Linked DNA regions of Homo sapiens: region 1 is linked to region 2. A link is an interaction called in ENCODE POLR2A ChIA-PET data of the cell type or tissue named here. Cell type or tissue: A673. All regions are shown on one strand. Links, peaks and the distances in the headings refer to the core of each region. The heading gives the core; the rest is flanking DNA.

Region 1 (7,054 bases), core at 2,089-6,088, 51 kb after region 2:
CATGCAAAATGTTTATCCATCTATCTATCTATCTCTCTATCTATCTATCTATCTATCTATCTATCTATCTATCTGCCTATCTCTCATCTATCTCTCATTTCATTAGTGTAGGATGGGCCTGATAACATTTCATGAAATTAATACTAGGGTTTTTTTTTTTAAGTTAGCCACCTGCTAAATAAATCAGTTACAGTTCTGGACTGCATCCTTTAAATGACAACACTCAGATCAGGACAGTGGAGATATTTATTTCCTAGCTCTTCTTTTCATTCTCGTGGTCACTATGCAAGATAAACATGGCCACACTGAATGATCCCAGAGTGGCCGGCTTAAAGTCTAGTTGTAGCACTGAGTGGTTCTACTCAGTATAACTGTATCTCTATTATACTTGTCACCTAGGAAATGTTGAAATTATTTCCCTAAATGCCTCATTCTCCCAGTGGACCATGCGTTTCTTGAGGGAAGAAACCATGCCCTTCATTTCTGTATTCATAGGGCCTAGCAAAGTACCTGGTACATATTAATAGTAAGTCATTAGTAAAGCTTTTTTTGAGATAGGGTCTGGCTCTGTGGTCCAGGCTGGAGTGCAGTGGCACGATCTTGGCTCACTGCAACCTCTGTCTGCCAGGCTTAAGAGATCCTCCTGCCTCAGCCTCCTGAGTAGCTGGTACTACAGGCACACACCACCACACCTGGCTAATTTTTTTATTTTTAGTAGAGACAGGGTTTTGCCATGTCGCCCAGGTTGGTCTCAAACTGCTGAGCTCAAGCGATCTGCCTGCCTTGGCCTCCCAAAGTGCTGGGACTACAGACTGAGCCACCACACCCAGCAAGCAAAGTTTAAATGAATGGATGAGTAAGTAAATGAAAGCTGTCTCCTGCAGAAATGTAATCAGAGCATGAACTGATGAAGGAACTGAGGAAGCTTAGTCTAGCCTAGAATAAAGAAGACCTGAAGGAGCTAGAACTATCTTGCAAGATGTAAAAGGCTGTTATAGGCATGAGGTTGTAGTGCAAGTTTGTGCTTCTTCAAGTGGAAGGCCAAGGAAGGCCAGTCTCTTAAACAAACAAGAATCTAACAGCAATCGCCTTTCCATCTCCTGAACCAGAGGTGGGATGGCCATCAGGTGGGAATGTGGGAGAAGGAGTTTCTGCATCGTGTGTCAGGCTGAACAAGAGGCCACTCAGGCTTGCAGCGGTCTTGTCACCACTTTGTGCCAGTGCCCAGAATAGTGCTGGCCACATAGAAGGCACTTGATAAATATTTACTGAAGAAATGAATAAACAGTCTTCTACTAATTGAAGATTCATTCAACTAACATTTATTAAATTTTTCTGTGTGTTAGGTCTGTGCTTGGCTGCAGAGGCTGTTTCAGGTAAAAGGACTCAGTCCCATCCTAAGGGGGAGTGTATCATTCTGGTTGGAGCACCAGGTAGAGCTAGACTGTCTGGGTTTGAAATCCAGCCCTGCCAATTACTTTACTTTGTTATGCCTCAGTTTCCTCAACTATAAAACGGGAGTGAAAATAGCATTCACCCGAAGGAATTATTTTGATAACTAAGTGAATTAACACTTGGCATTAACCACTCAAATGTTAATGATTATCATGGTACAGACTTTCCAGCAGGGCCACAGGTAAGTTACTATTATGTGATGGATGCTTTGATGGGTGCATCCAGACTGAAATATGTGAGCACCTGGACAGGTTAATAAATAGAAATTTTATCGAATCAATGTGCTGTAAATCTTTATTCAGTTTTGGGTTTTTTTGTAACAGAGTCTCGCTCTGTCATCTAGGCTGGAGTGCAGTGGTGCCATCATGGCTTACGGCAGACTCAACCTCCTAGACTCAAGCGATCCTCCCACTTCAGCCTCCCAAGTAACTGGGACCACAGGCATGCGCCACCACACCTGGCTAGTTTTTACAATTTTTGTAGAGATGGGGTCTCGCTATGTTGCCCAGGCTGATCTTGAACTCCTGGGCTCAAGCAGTCCTTCCACCTTGGCCTTCCAAAGTGTTGAGATTACAGGCATGAGCCACCACACTTGGCCATTTATTCAGTTTTTAAAACGGAAGAGGCTGAGCACTTGCGGAGGCAGGACTGCTGCTCACCCACCAGAGTTTTTTGGTGGTACTTTCCCTTCCTCTAGAGCTTTCTAGCATATACACTAGACATATATATTATATGTTGGGACCCTGTCAGGAGGGAAGGGCGAAGAAAGGAGGCCTGACACCCAAAGTTCTGAGCAATTCCACTCTGGCCCCAAATTCGCATTCCCCACTGGACCAAACAACCACTCCACAGTAAAACAGAGGTGACACCCTTGGAAGGCATGCCCCTTGGGGCACATTACCCCCAACCCTGAGGGACTTATCAGCATATTATTTCTAACCACATAGTGTACTATCCTGACAGGATTCTAGGAGATAAAATTTTTCTAATCTTATTACATCTCCTGTGATTTTTATTCCCCCTTGTAGATTTCTGCCCCAGGTGGTTGATCAGCTGGTCACCCCTTAACCCCTCTCTGCTCATGGGGGCTGTACAGAGTGCCCTGAGGTTGGTACCTGGTCCTGAATTGGAGGGTCAGGGAAGGGTACCTGGTCCTGAATTGGAGGGTCAGGGAAGACTAAAGGATATGTAGGAGTTAGCTATGCAAGCAGTTGGCAGGAATGGAACAGCATGTGCAAAGACCTGAGGTCGGTGGAGCATGGCACATTCAGGGGAATGGAAGTAGTTTAGTGTGGCTGGCACATAGGGCATAGGGTGTGTGCATGGAGAGGGAGAATGAAGAAAATGCTGGAGAGGTGTGCAGGCTCAAGCTCGTGAGTGGCCGTGGAGGTTGTGTTAAGGACTTTAAGCTTGATCCTGAGCCACAGTAGGTATCTCTGAAGGGTTTTAAGGAAGGTGGTGAATGGAACAGGTTTGCATTTTAGAAAGAGCACCCCATCTGGAGAAGGGATCAAGAAGGATGGGTGTGTGTATGTGTGTGTGGGTGCGTGTGCATGCGCGTGTGTGCACACTCCACCGCAAATGTGCTGGGGAAGGGATGGTGTGGTAGGTAGGGCTGGATGCAGGGAGAAGAGTTAGGAGGGTGTTGCAATACCTCCTGCAAGAGATGAGGGGACACTGAAATAAGAAAGCCACAGCATCGTGAATGGAGAGAGTTGTAAACACATTTGGGAAGAATTAACAACCTCTGGCTATTGGCTGGAAGCTGAGGATAATATTTTGGGAGTTCTCTGGCTCTTAACGACAGTATGTGCAAGATACTAGGCCAAAACCAAAGGGACAAAAATGTTACATGTGAATGCCTGACCCCCCCTTCTTGACTAGAAGTATTGTACCTACAATTTCTTTCTCTCTTCCTCCTTTTTTTTTTTCTCTTTAAAATGTCTCCTTATATAGTATACAGTAAAGAGCTTGGGTATGAGTTAGGCTGTCATTAACCACAGCAGTAAGGTTTATTATGGTGTGTATTTTCACTTATTTGAACCACATTTATTCAATTGTAAATAGGGAAGCTGGGTGTGGTTGTGTGCACCTGTAGTCCTAGCTAATCGAGAGGCTGAGGTGGGAGAATTGCTTGAGCCCAGAAGTTAAAGGCCGTAGTGCTCTATATTTGTGCCTATGAGTAGTCATTGTACTCCAGCCTGGACAACATAGCGAGACTCCATTTCTAAAAAAATAAAATTAAAAAACTTATCAAGTTGTACACTTTATTTTTTTATTTGAATTGTACACCTTAAATATGTGCAGTTATTGCATGTCAATTACATCTCAATAAAACTGTTTTATTGATTGATTGATTGATTGATTGATTGATTGAGATGGAGTCTCTGTTACCCAGGATGGAATGCAGTGGCCGATCTTGGCTCACTGAAACCTCTGCCTCCTGGGTTCAATTCATTCTCCTACCCCAGCCTCCCAAGTTGCTGGGATTGCAGGTGCCCGCCACCATGCCCGGGTAATTTTTGTATTTTTAGTAGCAATGGGGAGACGGGGATTTGCCATGTTGGACAGGCTGGTCTCAAACTCCTGACCTCAGGTGATCCACCCGCCTTGACTTCCTGAAGTGCTGGGATCACAGGCATGAGCCACCGTGCCTGGCCTCAATAAAGCTGTTTTAGAAAATTATAAATGGGGATAGTCATACCTACCTCATAGCATTAGGATTATGATTCAGTGTGGGTTTTTCCATTTGGACCCAGACCTGAATTTCTTGCTGATGGAGGATGGGACACTGCACCACCCTGCACCCATGTACCCAAGCTGAAACCCCATGATTCCCCCTTCCTTTACCGCTACCCCCACGTGAATCACTGTCACTTGTTGCTTTGATGGCTGCAGTAGCTTCTTTTTTTTTTTACATTTAATTATTTATCTTTTTTATTTTTTAAATTTTCCACCCCAGAAAATCCTTAATGCACCAGCTTCTTCTGTGCCACTCTGCTTCCACTTTCCTCCTTCTATGAGCCTTTTTCCCTTTCCTCCATAGGGCAGTAAGGTGATCTATTTTGTTGTTTCAGTTCATTGTTTTTGTTTGTTTGTTGTTTGTTTGCTTTTTTTTTGAGATGGAATTTTACTCATCGCTCAGGCTGGAGTGCAATGGCACGATCTTGGCTCACTGCAACCTCTGCCTCCCAGGTTCAGGCAATTCTCTTGCCTCAGCCTCCAGAGTAGCTGGGATTACAGGCATGCACCACCACGCCTGAATAATTTTGTATTTTTAGTAAGACAGGGTTTTACCATGTTGGCCAAGCTGGTCTCGAACCCCTGACCTCAGGTGATCCACCTGTCTTGGCCTCCAAAGTGCTGGAATTATAGATGTGAGCCATCGCGCCCTGCCTGGTTGGTTGTTTTTTGTAACAACTTTATTGAGATATAATTCACATACTATAAAATGCACCCATTTAAAGCATTCTTGAGTATATTCACAGAGTTGTGCAACCATTACTGCTAATTTTTATAACATTTTAATCGCCCCAAAAAGGAACCCCATACTCATTAGTAGTCACTCCTTATTCCTCCTTCTCCCCAGAAGGAGAGCAACAGCTAATCTATTTTCTCTTAGTTCTGGCAACAACTAATCTATTTTCTTTCTCTATGGATTTGCCTATTCTGGATATTTCATGTAAATGCAATCATACAAAACTGGCTTCTTTCAATTAGCATAATATTTTTAAGGTTCATCTATGTTGTAGCATGTATCAGGATTCTATTCATTTTCACAGCCAAATGATATTACATTGCATGCATGTAATGCATTTTGTTTATCATTTATCAGCTGATGGATCTTTGAGTTTTTTCTGCTTTTTGGCTCTTATGAATGATGCTGCTATGAACATTTGTATACAATATTTTATATGGACTTAGGTTTTCAGTTGTTTCAGGTGCATACTTAGAAGTGGAATTGCTGGATCATGTAATAACTCCATGTTTAACATTTTTTATGGGCTGTCAAATTGTTCTCTAAAGTGGCTGCATCATTTTACAACCTGCCAGCAACCCACCAATTTCTCCACATCCTTGCCAACACTTGTCATCCTAGTGGATATGAAGGGGTATCATTGTGGTTTTGATTTGCATTTCTTTAATGATTAGTGATGTTGAGCATCTTTTCATGTGCTTATTGGTCATTTTTATATTTTCTTCGGAGAAATGTCTCTTCATGTCCTTTGCCCATTTAAAAAGTTGGGTTGCCTTTTTATTATTGAGTGTAGGAGTTCTTCATATATTCTGGATACAAGTCCCTTATCAGACATATGATTTGCAAATATTATCTCCCATTCTTATGGGTTTTTACTTTCTTTGTAGTGTGCTCTGAAGCACAAACATTTTTAATTTTTTGAGAACTCCAATATATCTTTTTCTTCTTTTGTTGCCTGTGCTTTGGTGTTGTATCTAAGAAACCATCACCTGAACCAACGCCACAAAGATTTATTTCTACGTTTTCTTCTAAATATTTTATAGTTTTAGGCCTATTTATTTGTTTACTTGGTTATTGCCCCTTCCACTCACTTAAGCCCCATGAGGACCAGGCCATGTCTATCTTATTGACCTTAATCTGTAACACCTACTATAGTGTCTGGCACATAATAGGTGCTCCGTAAATATTTTTTTAAAGAGCGTCGTAAATGTTTCTTCTGTTCCCAGCATCCTTTCCACTTTTTGCCGATTCTGTTACCCCCATTTGACATCACCTTTTGCCTGGATTTTCTTCCATTTCTGTTTTTCATAAAATGTGAAACCATGGAGTAGAACATCCATTTTTGCTCTTTTTGGTTTTCTTTTCTTTCCTCTTCTTATTGCTTTTAGCATGTAAAAATCGGTGTCAGGATTCAGTTCTCCAGCCCATAACAATTTTATTTTTCTTTTCTGAAACCTTTGCAATGGCAGCTCAACATAGTGTTCTCTTGGTCTTGTGTTTTCATATGAGTAAGACTTTTCTCGTCAATGAAGATGTAGGCTCTCTGAGAACAGAAGTTGTCTTCTAACCCAGAGAGTGGTTGTTTGAGTTCTGGACAAGTAAATGTCAATAAACACTAGGGGGTTGATCAGCAGCCCTTTTAAAAACCCAATAAGACTCAGGTGTGCTATGCTTAAAATGTCATAAATTCTGAATCAATGGATTCTGAAATTGTTAGAACCCTACAGCATACAAAATTTAATTAACCAAGCACTTTTTGTGAGGAAATTTTATTAGAAGTAATCACATAATACTACTGGCCATTATCACGTAATATTATTGGCCATTACTTTCAATGGCAAAAACTGCAATTACTTTTGCACCGACCTAAGAATACTATGTATTCTCAAAAATCCTGCAGAATAATTTCCTCTGGGTGCCTCTGTTTAAACAGAGAAACAGGGCCCTTTGTTTGGTGTAATATCTCTGCACACATTTCTGCCTCATATCAATTCAGCAGGATTATAATCATAAAAAAGAAAAACCCCTTCATCTTAATGTTAAACTGTACTCCCCCTGCTGATAGAAATTCTTTTGATGAAGACCACAGCCAGAAACATGGCTAAAGACCATTTTACCTGA
Region 2 (7,054 bases), core at 1,113-5,112:
ACTGAGATTTTTGTATTCTGCTCAGTAACGCAAATTGAGCTTTCCTTTAGCCAGCCTGCACGCCTTTGAAGAAGGTGAAGAAATGGCTTTCTTAAATTTTAGTGATTTAGATTAGACCGTTTAGCAACTATAGGGAAGCACAGTAAACTATCGTGATTGCCTCATTGCATGGTGAGGTCTGTGTTTAACTCTATGAGAATTCAAGGGTGATAACTGTTCCTGCTTGGGGCAAACACTTCTATGTTGAGCAAGGGGTGAATGCTAGATGTTTTTCTGACCAGTTACCCCCACAGGTCATTGCTGAGGGACGTGGTGATGGCAGCAGTGAATCACTAGTTCCTAGGACTGACTAGGTAGCTGGGTTTCAGGGGTAATGACGTGCAACAGGCCCAACAGACATCACCGAGAATGGGCACCTGTGAGATTCTAAGAACCTCAGGACAAAAAGACTTCCTGCAAGTCCAAGTCCTGACTATGACGAGATATGACCTATGTTATACTCCAAACTAGTGAAATGGAATATTTCCATCCTTTTAAGACTTATGCTTTTTTATTATTAGCTTTTTTTTTTTTTTGAGACGAAGTCTCGCTCTTGTTGCCCAGGCTGGAGTGCAATGGGTGCGATCTTGGCTCACTGCAACATCTGCCTCCCAGGTTCAAGTGATTCTCCTGCCTCAGCTTCCTGAGTAGTTGGCATCACAGGCACCTGCCACCATGCCCGGCTAATTTTTGTAGTTTTAGTAGAGACAGGGTTTCACCATGTTGGCCAGGCTGGTCTCTAACTCCTGACCTCAGGTGATCCGCCCATTTCGGCCTCCCAAAGTGCTGGGATTACAGGTGTGAACCACCACACCTGGCCTAAAATTGTTTTATTTCAATAAAGCACCAATAGAATTCCATTTGCAGTGGTATAGTGTGTATACCTTTGTAATTAACAACACCAAGTAGATAGATAGGCTTCCTTCACACTGTAAAACATTATTTATTTTGAAATTATTAAAGAGTCACAGGAAATTGCAAAAATAGTACAGAGAGATCCCTTGTATTCTTTATTGTTTGTTTGTTTCCCATGTACCCTTTACTCAGTTTATCTCATGGTAACATCTTACATAACTATATTGGTATTTTTCAAATTTTCTATAAGATTTTATAATAGAAAAAGAAAGTCTTTTTCCAGTTATTGAAGGTTTTTGTTTTAAACTTTTGTTCTGAATTAGGTCTCTATCCTTGCTATACATACTTCATCTAATCTAACTCTCTGCGTATCACCAGAGGTGATATTCGAAATATTTAAAGATATTGAAAAATTAGTTCTGCTTTAAGTATGTCCAGTTGGAATACAGCCTGGTTCCAAGAACTAAAACAGAGCCCTGGGCATTCATGCTTCAGCTCTTCAGTCTCTAGATCATGAAGATATCTGGGAAAGGGAGGTAGGGAAGGTGGCTCTTGATCAACAGTATGGACATGTTTCAGCATCTGGACCATCATGCAGCTGTGCTGGAGAGCACCAGCTCATACCCAGCCCATATTTTCCTGTAATGCATTCATCCCATTGCTTTGAATTCATTGGATTATCCTTATTTGCCTCCTAAATATATTATCAGCTCTTTGAAAGCAAAGGCATATGCTTAATTTAACTCTAGAGCTCAGCATTGTGCCTTACTCAATATGTGACAAATTACTATTATTATTTTGAGACAGAGTCTTACTCTGTCGCCCAGGCTGGAGTTCAGTGGCACGATCTCGACTCACTGCAACCTCAGCCTCCTGGGTTCAAGTGATTCTCCTGCCTCAGCCTCCTGAGTAGCTGGATTACAGGCACATTCCACCACGCCCGGCTAATTTTTGTATTTTTGTAGAGACGGGGTGTCACCATGTTGGCCAGGCTGGTCTTGAACTCCTGACCTCGTGATCCGCCCACCTTGGCCTCCCAAAATGCTGGGATTACAGGCGTGAGCCATGACGCCCAGCCGTGACAAATTATTAATACATAAATGAAATGTTAAGTTCTAGTCCTGGGCCTGTCCTTAAACTAGCTGCATGAGCCTAGGCAGGTAACTCACTCTGCTCTCAGGATCCTCTTCTGTAAAATAAGATTCTTAAAATTTTCGGTCCCTTTGAGCTCTAAAGCTTCATAAGGAGTTTGCTAAGAGTTTCAAGAATTGCAATACTAATGGAAAACCTAGTGATAAAATAAAATTAAATCTTGGCAAATATCTGAGTGTCTATTATATGCAAAATACATAATTTTAAAAAATCTGGTGGGAAAGAAAAATGACTAAACAATCTTGCTTATGAAGAAATCAGTCTAGTGAAGACCATCTGCTATAATACTGTGATACAAGACAGAATGAAATAAGTGCTATAGGTGCTATAATATTATAATAAGGGCTATAATAGGCACACAAATAAGGCATTTCAGAAGTACATAGAAAGGAGCAATGCACTTTAATTGCCATCTAATTGTCACAACTCTGTGACATTTGTAACCAATTTCTTCCTCAAATTCCATGATTTAACTAATAAAGATTGAAAATATGGTATTGAGTGAATAAATAATATTTTAAGGCCATCGTTATTCATGGCACATGGTAAGTTATCTTTAAATATTTTTACAGTAGCTATCATCCTTTGAGCTGCTATTATCAACAGTTTGATAATATTTATGTGCATTGGGTTAAGAAATTTAAACATATCTCAGTAAATTTTCATCACAATCCCACGAAGTAGGTATATTAATTTTACAGATGAGGAAATCAATCAAGTAATTTACCTGAGGTCATACAGTTAGTAAGTGGCCATGCCCAGATTCAAATGAGGTTTGTCAGCTCCAAAGCTCTTGCTTTTTTTTTCTTTGTATATACAGAAAGAAAGTATAAAGCATTTGCTCTTAACTGCCATTTAAAAATAATGCACATCATAGCACTTTTAGTGACAAATATAAGATCATATAACTTTCACCAATATCAATAACAGAAAGGTAATATTAGTAAATGGGATGTCCTGGTACAAATTTTCCAGGATCATGAACCATTTGTCAGATTTTTACCCAGTATATGATTTTATTATTTATTTTATTTTATTTTTCTCCACCTGGCACTGAATTTGCACAGATTTTATCAAATACAGCACTTCAAAAATGTGAATTTAGTTTGGGTATAATTTTCCCAGGAAATACCAGTCAAAAATATTTTTACCAGTTCTTGTGTGCCAGTTACAGATTTAATGCCTCACAGCTCCAAATTCAACCTTTTTGCCTGTTCTGTGAAAATAGGCCTGGGCCTTTAAATATTTGTCCTTTGCCAGCTGACACTGAAGTTTGTCATAGAGGGAGCTGGAGAGACATTGCAGGAAAAAAGGATTTTTTTTTTTTTTTGAGACGGAGTCACCCAGGCTGGAAGCTCTGCCTCCCGGAGTCACGCCATTCTCCTGCCTCCCTAGTAGCTGGGACTACAGGCGCCCGCCACCAGGCCCGGCTAATTTTTTTTTGTATTTTTAGTAGAGACGGGGTTTCACCACGTTAGCCAGGATGGTCTCGATCTCCTGACCTCGTGATCCACCCGCCTCGGCCTCCCAAAGTGCTGGGATTACAGGAGTGAGCCACCGTGCCTGGCCAGAAAGAAGGATTTTATTTCTTGGTTCCTGCAGCATGCTTGAGTTACTGTGTAGCTTCCTCTAATACCAGGCCCCTTGGGCAGCACACGTCACTTCCCTGGTGGCCAGCTCCTATTGCATGAGGTGCTTCTCTAGTGTCCTACCCTTGAAGTGCATGGCAGCTCAGCAGCCAGGTTCCCCTGGTATCCTCCTCAGTGCTTCTATAGTGGCATGCACTCGAGGGAGCAGATTTCCAGCATGCTTTACTAATATAGCACCATGATGGACTTCTAAGCCATCTAATAAGCCATGGCCAAGCCCTCTCCAATAAGACCTGGATCTCAACTTTGGGGGCTATGGGGAATGGCTATTAGATGTACTGTTATATATTAGACCTGCATATATATATGTGCATATTTCCTATATTCTTTAGATTTCTCTTTTTACTAATGCATCCGTCATTACTCCAATCTCCTGTCCTGCCTCAGCCTCCTGAGTAGCTGGGATTACAGGCATGTACTACCACACCTGGCTAATTTTGTATTTTTAGTAGAGATAGGGTCTCACCATGTTGGCCAGGCTGGTCTTGAGCTCCTGACCTCAGGTGATCTGCCCACCTCGGCCTCCCAAAATGCTGGGATTACAGGTGTGAGCCACTGCACCCGACTTTTTTTTTTTTTTTTTTTGAGGGGGAGTCTCATTCTGTCGCCCCAGCTGGAATGCAGTGGCATGATCTCAGCTTACTGCAACCTCTGCCCTCCTGGGTTCAAGCGATTCTCCTGCCTCAGCCTCCAGAGTAGCTGGGACTATAGATGCGTGCCACCACACCTGGCTAATTTTTTTTTTTTTTAGTATTTTTAGTAGAGACAGGTTTCGCCACGTTGGCCAGGCTGGTCTTGAACCCCGACCTCAGGTGATCCGCCCGCCTTGGCCTCCCAAAGTGCTGGAATTATAGGTGTTAGTCACCGCACCTGGCCATATTTCTATTAGGCTTTCTCTGCCGTAATTCCTATTTGGTTTCCCTCTCCTGATTACACCCAGACTGATATACCTTGGTAAAAATCACAACTTATACCCTACTCTCTTATTTCTCAGTCAACTCAAAAAAGATAAACAAATGCCATGCATTTTAATTTCCTTTTGACATCTGAATTGTCCTGGAGTTTTACCTCCTCCATTTTGCTCCCCCTCCCACAAAGTCCTTCTTGATATACCCTATATTTTAGCTTCAGAGACTGTGGTGCTATTCTACAGAACAGACTGTGTTCTTGCCCATTCTCATAGACCCCAGTTCTTCTGCCCAGAATCTGTCCTTCCTGTAATGTTCTTCTTTTTTTTTTTTTTTTTGAGATGGAGTTTTGTTCTTGTTGCCCAGGCTAGAGTGCAATGGCGCCACCTTGGCTCACCGCAACCTCCGCTGCCCGGGTTCAAGTGATTCTCCTGCCTCAGCCTCCCAAGTAGCTAGGATTACAGGCATGTGCCACCACTCCTGGCTAATTTTGTATTTTTAGTAGAGATGGGGTTTCACCATGTTGGTCATGGCTGGTCTCGAACTCCCAACCTCAGGTGATCTGCCCGCGTCAGCCTCCCAAGTGCTAGGATTACAGGCGTGAGCCACCGTGCCCGGCCCCTGTAATGTTCTTAAAGAATCCCCACTTACCTTCAAGATCCAACTCCAGTATTATCTTTGCGAAGCTTCTTTGGCAGAGTTTTTCACAGATCTCTATTTTAGCAGTTAGCACACAGTATTTTATTTTTTCCAATAGACTAAAAGCTCCTTGAAGACAAGGACTGTGTCCTGTTTATTTTTATACTCCAAGCTCCTAGAATAGTGCCCAACACAAGTAGGAAATCAGTAAATGTTTGTCGAATAAATGTGTCTGCATATGATGCAAGAGATGGAAAATTTTCAAAGCCATTATTATTTATGATAATTGGCTATGACACAACTCAGCATTTCCTTTCTGACCATGTTATGAAAGTTATGGCAACTCAGGCCAGGCACAGTGGCTCACGCCTGTAATCCCAGCACTTTGGGAGGCCGAGGCGGGCAGATCACGAGGTTAGGAGTTTGAGACCAGTCTGACCAACATGATGAAACCCCGTCTCTACTAAAAATACAAAAATTAGCCGGGCATGGTGACGAGCACCTGTAATCCCAGCTACTCAGGAGGCTGAGGCAGGAGAATCATTTGAACCAGGGAGGCAGAGGTTGCAGTGAGCTGAGATCGTGCTACTGCTCTCCAGCTTGGGCGACGGAGTGAGACTCTGTCTCAAAAAAAAAAAGAAAGAAAGAAAGAAAGAAAGTTACGGCAACTCAGAGAATCAATTCTGCTCTCTGCTCTTGCAATTATTAGGACCTCCAGAGTCTGACTTACTCTGATCAGCTTAAAACCAGAATAGTCTCAAGTTTCTGTCCCTGGACCAACAAGGCAAGATGCTATTCCTAGCCTCAAGGTCTTATCTCAGTTCCTTACCTAGGGCGACTATATCAATAACCATGTGTCTTTAGTTAGCCAGCCTAGGGAGATCTTGGTGAGTTAACTACTGTCTTTTTTTTTTTTTTTGAGACATGGCCTCACTTTGTTGTCCAGGCTGGAGTGCAGTGGCACGAACATGGCTCACTGCAGCCTCAAACTCCCAGGCTCAAGTGATCCTCCTGCCTCAGCCCACCAAGTATCTGGGACTTCAGGCACGAGCCACCACACCCGGCTAATTTTTCTCTGACTTGTAGAGATGGGATTTTGCCGTATTTCCCAGGCTGGTTTTGAACTCCTGACCTCAGGTGATCCACCCGCCTCAGCCTCCCAAAGTGCTGGGATTACAGGTGTGAGCCACCATGCCCAGCCTTAACTGTCTTTTTAAACTTCACCTTTCTCACCTATACCTAACTCATGGAGGATGATTACATGAGACAATGCAAATAAAGCTTGCATGGTGCCTGACACCAAATGATCATTCAAATATTAGGTGCTAATAACATTCCCTTGTGCCCAGGGTTGCCAGAATTCCAACAGATCCTCCTTGTTCTTTTTCCCGGTTTGGAGATGGATCCCAGCCTGGACATTCTGACAGTGCATTCCTGGCAGCTTTGGAGATCTGGACAGCAGTCTTTACCCATTCTCTGCTACATAATGCCCAATTTATGATTTGGGCATCTCCAGTTCATCTCCTTGGAGCCCAGCCCATGCCACATCTCAGATTCACCTCTGTAAACCCACAGGTTTTATAGGTCATTCAGGATCCCTCAAGTCTCTCTCTGTCTCCTTTACCAGCTCTTGGCCTCTCCCACCCTGTATTCTCTCCCCACAGCTGATCACAGTCCAGCACATACAGTGACAGTTCAAAAGGAACAAAAGCAGAAGAAATTTCAGATCTTTTCCTCCCCAAAGCAGAATTTGTTGGGAAATTTCTAATCAGAAATAAATGATCCTGGGGTTTCAATATAATTGACGCGGAA

What was found. ChIA-PET counts read pairs that join two places held together with the same protein. Peaks named below come from ENCODE experiments on the same cell type or tissue, not always from the same donor. Only the 100,000 strongest peaks of a DNase experiment are listed, where the experiment ranks them.
Region 1: POLR2A ChIA-PET joins it to region 2 with 10 read pairs; 3 of 35 experiments call an interaction of 5 or more read pairs at or near these places.

What each region holds. Positions count from the first base shown.
Region 1 is chr11:33,963,705-33,970,758 of GRCh38, reverse strand. No RefSeq gene overlaps it. Among named protein-coding and RNA genes, the nearest start is that of LMO2, 75 kb to the right of the region's middle. RefSeq lists a silencer at 843-1,137. In A673, for the core only: no CTCF peak of the experiment used is centred there; no DNase peak of the experiment used is centred there.
Region 2 is chr11:34,014,178-34,021,231 of GRCh38, reverse strand. No RefSeq gene overlaps it. Among named protein-coding and RNA genes, the nearest start is that of CAPRIN1, 34 kb to the left of the region's middle. In A673, for the core only: no CTCF peak of the experiment used is centred there; a DNase peak (open chromatin) is centred at 3,325; H3K27ac peaks cover 56 bases.